2 separate regions of the Homo sapiens genome follow, and region 1 is linked to region 2. A link is an interaction called in ENCODE POLR2A ChIA-PET data of the cell type or tissue named here. Cell type or tissue: MCF 10A. All regions are shown on one strand. Each heading gives the region's core, and the rest is flanking DNA. Links, peaks and the distances in the headings are about the cores only. Region 1 has its middle 460 kb from the start of TRQ-CTG1-1. Region 2 overlaps KIF13A (kinesin family member 13A).

The links. ChIA-PET counts read pairs that join two places held together with the same protein. Peaks named below come from ENCODE experiments on the same cell type or tissue, not always from the same donor. Only the 100,000 strongest peaks of a DNase experiment are listed, where the experiment ranks them.
Region 1: POLR2A ChIA-PET joins it to region 2 with 5 read pairs; 1 of 35 experiments calls an interaction of 5 or more read pairs at or near these places.

Annotation. Positions count from the first base shown.
Region 1 is chr6:19,295,277-19,300,661 of GRCh38, reverse strand. No RefSeq gene overlaps it. Among named protein-coding and RNA genes, the nearest start is that of TRQ-CTG1-1, 460 kb to the right of the region's middle. In MCF 10A, for the core only: no CTCF peak of the experiment used is centred there; a DNase peak (open chromatin) is centred at 2,521.
Region 2 is chr6:17,802,085-17,807,469 of GRCh38, reverse strand. It overlaps KIF13A (kinesin family member 13A), which reads left to right. Exons shown (of 39, transcript NM_022113.6): 19 at 1,855-1,995; 20 at 2,960-3,109. Among named protein-coding and RNA genes, the nearest start is that of NUP153-AS1, 98 kb to the right of the region's middle. In MCF 10A, for the core only: a CTCF peak has its summit at 3,084 (motif pointing right); a DNase peak (open chromatin) is centred at 3,099.

The sequences.
Region 1 (5,385 bases), core at 69-5,068, 1.5 Mb before region 2:
AATGCTGTTATTTTCCTGCCTATATATCCTATTCATAGGACCCTACAATAGTGTTTGCCCTAGACTACCCATTGTGAGAATGTATACAAAAAAGCCAATGGTACTGCAGACCATCCCTCTTAGCTCTGAAATGCATTCCATGCCCTTATCCCTATCCTACTAGGGTTTGAACCTACATCAACCTTTTCCAGGCTTTCTTACCAGCTTGCTTCCAGGTAACAAGGGGAGGCTCTAGTGGGAGACTGGCACCAGAGGGAAGGAGACATTAGATGATTTCCCTGTTTCTTTCTGCCTAGCAAGGTCTCTGCTGTGTCTCGTCAGTGGCTTTAGCTCCCACTAGCCAGTTCTTTTCTTCAAATTGCCAGCTCCCTCCAGGCAGGCTTACCATAGTTCCAGCTTCTACCAATTGAGCTGTTTGGAGGCCAATTCTAATGTACTTGGTTGAATCATTAGTTTGATTTCCTTGAAATCATGTTTCATAGCTGTACTTGTACATCTTAGCTGCAACATCCCAATGCACAGGTATTGGCAGCTGCAGTCATCATTGAGGCCCCAGTAACACCACCTCTTCTCAATGTCCCTGTAGCCCTAAAAGTGGTAGCCACTTTCTGCAGTTGTTACCTTCCCTGTTTGCTCTCTCAGCTCTTTTCATATCTTCAAAAAACATTTCCCACCATTACATTTTTTTTCTTTTGAATTATCTGGTATAGGTTTTGTTTTCTTAGTTGGAACCTACCTAATACTGTAGGGAATTACTAGTTTTTTTGATAGAAAGTTCTTTGCTATTCCCACCATGCAACCACATAGACCTACAAATGAAGACCACATTCTTTGTAAAAAGAATTTCTCTGCTAAAATCCTTCTATTTTCTGTTTGTTTCATAAGAAATTTAAATTTTTCATGTACAGATTATGTATTACATGTTTGGGCAGTGAGAAAGTTCTTAAGGAATTGACGCCCTAAATGTATCAAATAAGCATGGAGCCTATCATTATGGCAGAAACCGTGGTACATTGTGTTCCTCATGTCTTTTTATTTTAGTCTTTGCACTAATATCTTTCAGATTTCCTGTTAAGTAGTTTATGTGCATTTCAATCTCAATAATGCCAGAACAATCTTTTGAATCCAATTTAAAGTTGATAAAATTGAATAAAGAAACTGTTTTCAAAATTGGCAGATAGCTTCCATTTAAAATACAAGCATACATTAAAAGCTACACATAACTTGTAGTTTGGGACGAAAGACTGGTTGAACTAAAGGGGAGCTGGGAGTTAGTGCTGGTTGAGTGAGCCTAAAGCTTTGGTTGAAAATCCCCAGAGGGGTCTCAAGTCAAATTACGCAGAAGCACAAGCAGACATCCCTGGCAGGGCCTGGATCACTCTGGGGTCAGCCATCTTCAACACAAAAGTGGGGATGCTGAGTGCTTGTCCGTGTTAATCACTGCCTAAATCATAGGGTGGGGTTAGCAGAATATGCATCACTCAGGTAGGTCTTTATCTCCACATAATGACTTTGGTCTTTTCCATAGCAAGTGCTGAAGTGTACTACAAGGGGAAAGAATAGCATTCATAATTTCTACTTTTTAAAACAGCAGAGAGAATGGTGTTATTTTTTTAAGAAAGGAAATTTAAGTTTTTCATTTTGCTTAAAGACTCAGGAAAAGCTTCCATTAGACAATTTTGCGTCGTGCTGCTGACAAAAACAAAACAAAACAAAACAAAAAACACAAAAAGCCAAGGTTGGTGGGCTGTGGAGAGAATTCCCCTCCCTTGGCTCAAAAAACCCCCCAAAACCCAAACAATAACAACAACAAAAAACCCCACACAAAAAGCATGTTAAATAAAAACACAAGCAATCGCTCTCTTGCCTCATGCACAAAATAACAGAGAAAAATCTGCATTTTGTTCATCAAGGTATAGTAGACAGAGTTTTTTTTTTTTTGAATATGCTTTCAAATCCTCTGGGACTTTACAATTTATCAAGAAAGGCACATTCTTCCTAATGAAAGGTTACTGACCTTCATGAATGTGACAGTTCAATTACAGCCCATTCATATGCAGAGCAGCGTTGATAAAGGATTTGGGAAATGTGACTAGCATAGCAAGAAAAAGAAAAATGTCTAGGAAATTATTATTAGTTTTTAAAATTTTTAATTGCAAAGCAAGAATAATAAATAAGATTTGCTCAGGTAGTAGAACCATTTTTTTTTTCCCTGTAGCCCAGCATCTCATTAGATTTGCTTCAATTAATATGCTGGCTCTTTCTTTTTTCTTTTTTCTTCCTAATATTTCTGCCTTTTTAATCCTCTAAACCGCTAAACCTAACAAATCAAAAAGCCCTTGGGGTTCTGAAATGCAGGGTTTCAATTTTTTTTTTTTTTCTCCTTTTTCCTTTGACTGGCAGGGCAAGCTGGAACGTGTCTTAATGTTATTTTAAGGGCTTGATACTATTTAGACGCTGAAATGGACGGATGGAGGGATACAAGGGGGAGTGTACATACTCCCAACCACCCACATACATGTACTCATGGTGGGAGGGGCCCACACTCACGGGAGGTAGGCCCTTCCAGGACAGGGAATCTCTAAGCCAGGTCCTGGCTAGACTTGCTGGAGCCAGCCTTTAGCCAGACTTGAGTGACACCTGCAAGCTGCTGTTGGCTGAGCTGCTCCAGGTGTGGGAAAGATGATCTGATGCCACTTTGTAAATCAGCAGAGAATGTCACTCAGCCAGAGCTCTCTGGAATATCCCAGAACCAGGTTCTTTTTCAGCAACTGCTAGTAGAGATTCTCCAATAACAATACATTTTTCTTTAAAAGTAAGACAAAATACATCCATCTATTAAATTGCTCTTGGGATATAACCAATATAAATATTTTAAGCAATTTTGAAATATAATTAGTATTTTCATTTTTAATACTTTACCTTGGAAGTTAATATCAGACATGTGTGGGTGGTATGTATGAGTGGTTGAATGGTAAACTTGACTGAAAGCTCTGAGAAAAGACACGTGTTCCAAGCACCCGTCATACTGCCTAGCATGTAGTGATCATTCAGTATTTGTTGAACAAATGAATCCCTTTTCCTACTGCGTTTCTTTTCCACTCCTTCATTTTTGGATAAGCTGTATGACCCATCAATTATTCCAAGCTTGTCCAACCTGTGGCCCGTGGGCTGCATGTGGCCCAGGATCGCTTTGAATGTGGCCCAACACACAAATTTGTAAACTTTGTTCAAACATTATGAGATTGCTTTGTGACTTTCTTTTTTTTTTTTTTTTTTAGCTCATCAGCCATCGTTAGTGTTAGTATATTTTACATGTGGCCCAAGACAACTCTTCTTCTTCCTATGTCACCCAGGGAAGCCAGAAGATTGGACACCCCTGAATTATTCTTGAAGATATTTACCCTGTCTAATTCACTCTTATAAGTGGCCTTCCTCCTCTACTATTCCTAGACCAACGATTTGCCTTCAAGGCACTTTCAATCAGATTGTATCCTGAAGGCAAGTCTACTGCAGAATTAAGAATGCATGATTTATATATACTTAAGTTAAAGTATACATAAATATATATACTTAGATGAAATATTTTATATTTTCTTTATTTTCTCAAACTTCACTTTTGCTTAGATGTCTTCATTCTTGCATAACCTACAGGGCATGACAATGTGTTGAAAGATGCCCAATAAAATCTTCTTTCAATTAATAATTTTCTGTGTTTCAAATCTAGACATATTCAGAGCTTTTAGAAGTTCATTAGTTCTGACTCAATGCTCTGGGAAGATAAATTCTGGACATAAAATAAGTCTAGATCACAGTTGCATGCTTTATGCCTTTTGATATTGTCTCTGATGTTCCTTCTAAATATCCTTTTTACCTTGTTAATTTTTGCTATTACCCAGAGCCACTGTTTAATTATGAACTAACTTTCTTTTAATGAATCCTATGTGTTATATTATGCATTTTTAGATTTGATGAATAATAACAGATTATATATATATATTGTTTTTTTATTTTTTATTTTTTTGAGAAGGAATCTCTCTCTGTTGCCTAGGCTGGAGTGCAGTGGCACGATCTCGGCTCACTGCAAGCTCTGCCTCCCAGGTTCACGCCATTCTCCTGCCTCAACCTCCCGAGTAGCTGCGACTACAGGCGCCCGCCACCACATCCGGCTAATTTTTTTTGGTATTTTTAGTAGAGACGAGGTTTCACCTTGTTAGCCAGGATGGTCTCGATCTCCTGACTTTGTGATCCACCCGCCTTGGCCTCCCAAAGTGCTGGGATTACAGGCGTGAACCATCACGCCCGGCCTAAATAACGGATATTAAGTGGAAGAGCAAGCCCTTAAATACTGGTTTGTCTCACTTTAAAATCTTTTCACTTAACCAGGTCACTACTATATTATGAAATGGACTTAGCAACAAGTAAAATGAAATCTAAACAAAAGACTTAAATAATAAGAACATTGTATTGTCTTATATAACACATAATCCCGGGTAGGGTGGCTCAGTGTCAGGCAATTTAGTTGTTCAAAAATATAGAGGATCCAAGTTCTTCCCATCTCTCGTATCTGCTGTGTTTATCTGGTATCCCTAGATGTGCTAATTTCCTCATGGTCACAAGATGGTTGCCACAGCTTCTGGCATCCATCGCATTCTTACTTATATTTTCATGTAAAGTCAAGATATGGTGAAAAAAAAATACTCCACATATTTTCCTTTGGAGTTTCATTTTAAGAGCTAAGAAATCTTTCTGTGGAGCTTTTTCAGTAGTTTTACCTTCATATCTCATTAGCCACAGCCGAGTCCTTCCTAAACACATCATTGAAAAGAAAATGAAGTGACCAGAATTAATTTAGACAAACCAAAATCTGTTGGGGCTGGGGCTGTCCTTTCCTCAAAAATATGGCTGTAGAGAAAAAAAAATGTGGGTATATGTGAACAAAATTTTGTTTCTTTAACGAAGATAGGGAGTAGCTGTTGGCAGGCAACCAATGAAGTCAGTTATAACAGGGATAAGGTTATCACCAGAGATAAGGAGGAAGACAGGGAAATACTAAAAAGGGAAACTTGGAGCTCAGTGGGAAAAGAAAGGAAAAAAAAGAGTAATCTGGTATAGAGAAAGTGTTCAATAATTGCCAATGACAGAAAACGAATGAAATGCAACTTACAACAAAGTTAATCTGACACATAATAATACGTGTTGTTCCATGATAATTCAGGCCAACAGTTTAGCAGTCCACATAAATAACTGTAACTAGTATTGCTGGTTACTTGATAGATCTTTCTTTATTTTATTTTTTTTCACTCATCTTACAGTCGAACCTGAATCACTTATTCACTGACAAGGATTGCAATGATTCCCCAGCACTTGGAACAGCCATGATTC
Region 2 (5,385 bases), core at 59-5,058:
TTTCCCCACCCTAGTAAGCTTGAGGGTACTGCAGGAGACCAGGGCGTATCTCAGTGCTTATCTCAACCAGGTAAGACATTCCCAGAGCGGCCGTTTATAGACCTCCCCCCACAATGCATTCCTTTCCCAGGGTATTAATATTAATATTTCTTGCTAGGACAAGAATTTAGCAATATATCTCCTACTTGCATGTCTGTTTATAGGCTCTCTGCAAGAAGAAAAATATGGCTCTTTTTGTCCAACCCTGCAGGCAGTCAGACCTTATGGTTGTCTTCCCTTGTTCCCTAAAAATCACTGTTATTCTGTTATTTTTCAAGGTGCACTGATTTCATATTGTTCAAACACACATTTTATAATCAATTTGTATAGTTAACACAGTTATCACAGTGGTCCTGAGATGACGTACATCTTCAGCTTACAAAGATAATAGGATTAAGAGATAAAAGTAAAGACAGGCATAAGAAATTATAAAAGTATTATTTGGGAACTGATAAACGTCCATGAAATCTTCACAATTCATCTTCCTCTGCTACGGTTCCAGCCGGTCCCTCCGTTTGGGGTCCCTGACTTCCTGCAACAGTTGTTGTTTTTTGAGACAGAGTTTCGCTCTTTGCCCAGGCTGGAGTGCAATGACATGATCTTGGCTCACTACAACCTCCGCCTCCCGGGTTCAAGTGATTCTCTTGCCTCAGCCTCCCAAGTGGCTGGGATTACAGGCATGCGCCACCACACCAAGCTAATTTTGTATTTTTAGTAGAGGCAGGGTTTCACCATGTTAGTGAGGCTGGTCTCGAACTCCTGACCTCAGGTGATCCACCCACCTTGGCCTCCCAAAGTGCTGGGATTACAGGCATGAGCCACCGTGCCCAGCCAGAAAATTGTTTTTCTATGACTCAGAAAAAAAGAAAAACTAAATTTAAAAAAAGTAAGAAAATTGTTTTTCATCCATTCACTTTTTCTTCCAGCAAGCAAGCTAGAAAATGAGTCAGGGAGTATCTTATCAGTCTTACTGGGTTTTAGTCTTTTGACCTAGTAGTTCCCCTTTGGGAAATTTATTCTAAGCCCATAGTCATAGAAGTGTCCATAGAGATTTATACACAAGGATGCTTATAGTGGACTTTATAATAGCAAAACCTTGAAACAGACATGATGTCAAACAATAGAATAATTACTCAAATGTATAGTACATCCAAATGCTAAGGACACTGCTGTGTTGCCATTAAAAAATCATGGTTATGGCTGGGCCTGGTGGCTCACGCCTGTAATCCTAGCACTTTGGCAGGCCAAGGTGGGCAGATCGCTTGAGTACAGGAGTTCGAGACCAGCCCGGGCAACATAACAAAACCCCATCTATACAAAAAAATACAAAAAATAAAATAAAAAATAGTCAGTCATGGTGTCATGTGCCTATAGTCCCAGCTACTTGGGAGGCTGAGGTGGGAGGATTCCTGGAGCCCAGGAGGTCAAGGCTGCAGTGCACTAAGATCATACCACTTCACTGCAGCTTGGATGATAGAGCAAGATCCTATCTCAAAAAAAAAAAAAAATCGTGCTTATGAAGAATATTTAACAATACAAGAAAAATGATCACAATATCAAAACTGGAGAGAGGATTGGGGTATGAAGTTATACTTTTGTTTGGTCTTGATCGTGATAAAAATTAAAAAGTGTGCATGAGTGTACATAGAAGGTAGAAAATAAACCAGACTATCCTCGTAGGTGGTAGAATTTTATCTTCTTTTGTATGCATTTATGTGTTTTGCAAACTTACTGTGTTACTGTTGTATATATATTGCTTTAGCAATCGAAAAAGGAGTTATAACAGGGTTTGTTTTGTTTTTCTTCCTTATGCAGAGAGGTGCAATAGTGAGTGAACCAGCTATCCAAGTGAGGAGGAAAGGAAAGAGCACCCAAGTGTGGACCATTGAGAAGCTGGAGAATAAATTAATTGACATGAGAGACCTTTACCAAGAATGGAAGGAAAAAGTTCCTGAGGTAAAAGAGACAAAATGTAATGGAGATTTTGTTATGTTAAAAACAGAGAATATAAGCGATTTAGCAACACACACACACACACACACACACACACACACACACACGGAGATGTGCTCATGATACGTTAGATATTATATTAGGAAAATAAAGTACAAGTGATTTTGAAAGAAGCGCTAAGTTGGATCAGTAATACAACACATGATCCCCACACAGTTGGGAACTAAATGAAGAAAACATATAGTAGATTCTTATTTGGCTTCATGTTTACTACATTTCAAGTGAAAAGAAGTAGAATGAAGTAAATTTATGCCATTTTATCGGTGCTGTGAAAAATCAGCTTGACTGGAGCCAGTGTGGATTTCGCATTCATTAATGTGTGTTCACGCACCCCTAGCTGTGATCGTGGCCAGGTAGATTACTAAGAGTAATTTAAGCTTGCATAATCCATTTTTTGGACATTAGCAGTGGAAAAGAAGACTTGGCAAAGGAGATGAGGCAAAACAAAGGGGATGAAATGAAAAAGCTGCAAGTGAGGTAGATAAGGAAGACAAGGCAGGAACTGAAGAGGAATCTTCTGCACAGGCATTAGTTAGCTCCCCAGCAAACAGGCCCCTCCCATGGGCTAATTCTTTTTTTTTTTTTTTTTTTTTTTTTTTTTTTTTTAATGGAGACAGAGTCTCGCTCTGTCACTCAGGCTGGAGTGGTGTAATCTCAGCTCACTGAAACCTCTGTCTCCTGGGTTCAAGCGATTCTCGTGCCCCAGCCTCCTGAGTAGGTGGGACCACAGGCGTGCGCCACCACGCCCAGCTAATTTAGTTTTTATTTATGTGACATTATAATTTTACTTGCTGTTTAAATGGATAGATTCTTTAAATTTTTTTTCAAATGCTAGTTTTAAATAATATTATTTAAATTGATGTTATGTTTCTTATTCGTCCACTCACTGGCCCCTCCTACTTCTCAGGCAAAGAGACTCTACGGAAAACGAGGTGACCCTTTCTATGAAGCCCAAGAAAATCACAACCTCATCGGGGTGGCGAATGTATTCTTGGAATGCCTCTTCTGTGATGTGAAACTTCAGTATGCAGTCCCTATCATCAGCCAGCAGGGGGAGGTAAGCACAGGCCAGCCTTGGAGAACGATGGTGGTTCAAGTTTTTTGTTTTGTTTTATTTTGTTTTTCATTCTATTTAAGCTATGTTCTTGAGGTGGATCAAGAAACTAAGGCAAATAGTCAAGGTCTGCATTCTTTTTTCTCTACTAATAATCGATATTAGAAGCTTTGAGGATTAAGTCATGGTTTTGTTTGTTTGTTTGTTTGTTTGAGACGGAGTCTCACTCTGTCGCCCAGGCTGGAGTGCAGTGGCGCGATCTCGGCTCACTGCAAGCTCCGCCTTCCGGGTTCACGCCATTCTCTTGCCTCAGCCTCCCGAGTAGCTGGGACTACAGGCGCCCACCACCATATCGGGCTAATTTTTTGTATTTTTAGTGGAGACGGGGTTTCACCGTGTTAGCCAGGATGGTCTTGATCTCCTGACCTTGTGATCCGCCCGCCTCGGCTTCCCAAAGTGCTGGGATTACAGGCGTGAGCCACGGTGCCTGGCCCAAGTCATGGTCTTAAAAGATTATTATAACATTTAATATTTGGAGGTCACAAGTTTTTTCTTTGTTTTAATCAAATGGGAAATATTTTGGAAACCATATTCAGCTCTGTGCCCCATATCGCTCTCTCTTTTTAAAGGTAATCTCATACCTTTGCGATATACTCTAGTTCCTTCCTGGCCCCTAAATGGTCTTTGTAAGATACAACTCAGGAGGATTATTTTGCAGTCCAAAGTACTCAAAACAAAACAGGCTTCAATGACTCATTGTTACCCTCCTTTTAAACTCTGGTATTTCAGCTATTTAGATATAGTGGCCTAGGTAGGCATAAGATATTTCAGAAAATGTACGTTGAACTACCAGGTTATTTCTTGTGATTCTTAGAGCAGGTGAAGAATAAGATGCCATTCTGCCCAAAGTGAAGCTGCGATATAGACCCGGGTTCCCAGTTGTGGGGTGTAAGTGCACAGCCCACCCTCCACTATGGAAACACCCCATGGACATTCTGCTCCAGAGGACCAGTGCCTAACAGAGCTTTTTCCCATGGGAAAAATGGGCACAGTTAGGAGTCTGAAACCAGCCTGGTCAACACTATGAGACCCCATGTCTAAAAAAGAAATTTAAAAATTGACCAGGCATGGGCAGAGTGCAGTGGCTCACGCCTGTAATCCCTGCACTTTGGGAGGCAGAGGCAGGTGGATCACAAGGTCAGGAGTTCAAGACCAGCCTGGCCAATATGGTGAAACCCCGTCTCTACTAAAAATACAAAAAAATTAGCCAGGCTTAGTGGCGGGCACCTGTAGTCCCAGCTACTCGGGAGGCTGAGGCAGGAGAATCGCTTGAACCCGGGAGGTGGAGGTTGCAGTGAGCCAAGATCACACCACTACATTCCAACCTGGGTGACAGAGCAAGATTCTGTCTCAAAACAAAACAAAAAAAAACAAAAAAAACACAAAAAAATTAACCAGGCATGGTGATGAGCACCTATAGTCCCACCAGCTACTCAGGAGGCTGAGGTGGGAGGATCACCAAAGCCCAGGTAGGTCTAAGCAGCAGTGAGCCATGATCATACCAATGCACCCCAGCCTGGACAACAGAGCAAGACCCTGTCTCAAAAAGAAAAAGCACAGTTAACATGGCAGAGTGATTCAGTGGCTGAGTCCCTAGTTCAGGACTTCTTAATTTGGAGTCTGTGGTATGCTTTGAGTATTCCATGAATCCCCCTGAAATTATATTAAAATGAATTAGATTATCGAAAAGCATTAAAAAGAAAAAAAAAAGCTTGGCCGGGTGTGGTGGCTCACGCCTGTAATCCCAGCACTTTGGGAGGCCGAGGCAGGCAGATCACCTGAGGTCCGGTGTTCGAGACCAGCCTGACCAACATGGAGAAACCCCATCTCTACTAAAAATACAAAATTAGCCGGCGTGGTGGCGCATGCCTGTAATCCCAGCTACTCCGGAGGCTGAGGCAGGAGAATGGCTTGAACCCGGGAGGCGGAGGTTGCTGTGAGCCGAGATCGCGCCATTGCACTCCAGCCTGGGCAACAAGAGCGAAACTCCGTCTCAAAAAAAAAAAAAAAGCTTAAGAACAACTATCTTCTGATTTCTTTTATTTCCTTTCTTCCCCCATCTTACTACTTCCTCCATATTTGTCTTACTTCTCAGATATCATCGAGTAATTTCTTGTAGGTCCTTGGTGCCAGTACCAATTGCTGTGTGGAAATTGGATCTGATCTACCTTTAAAAATAACCTTCCCTGTTTAGGATGATAGCAGTACTACCAGAACAT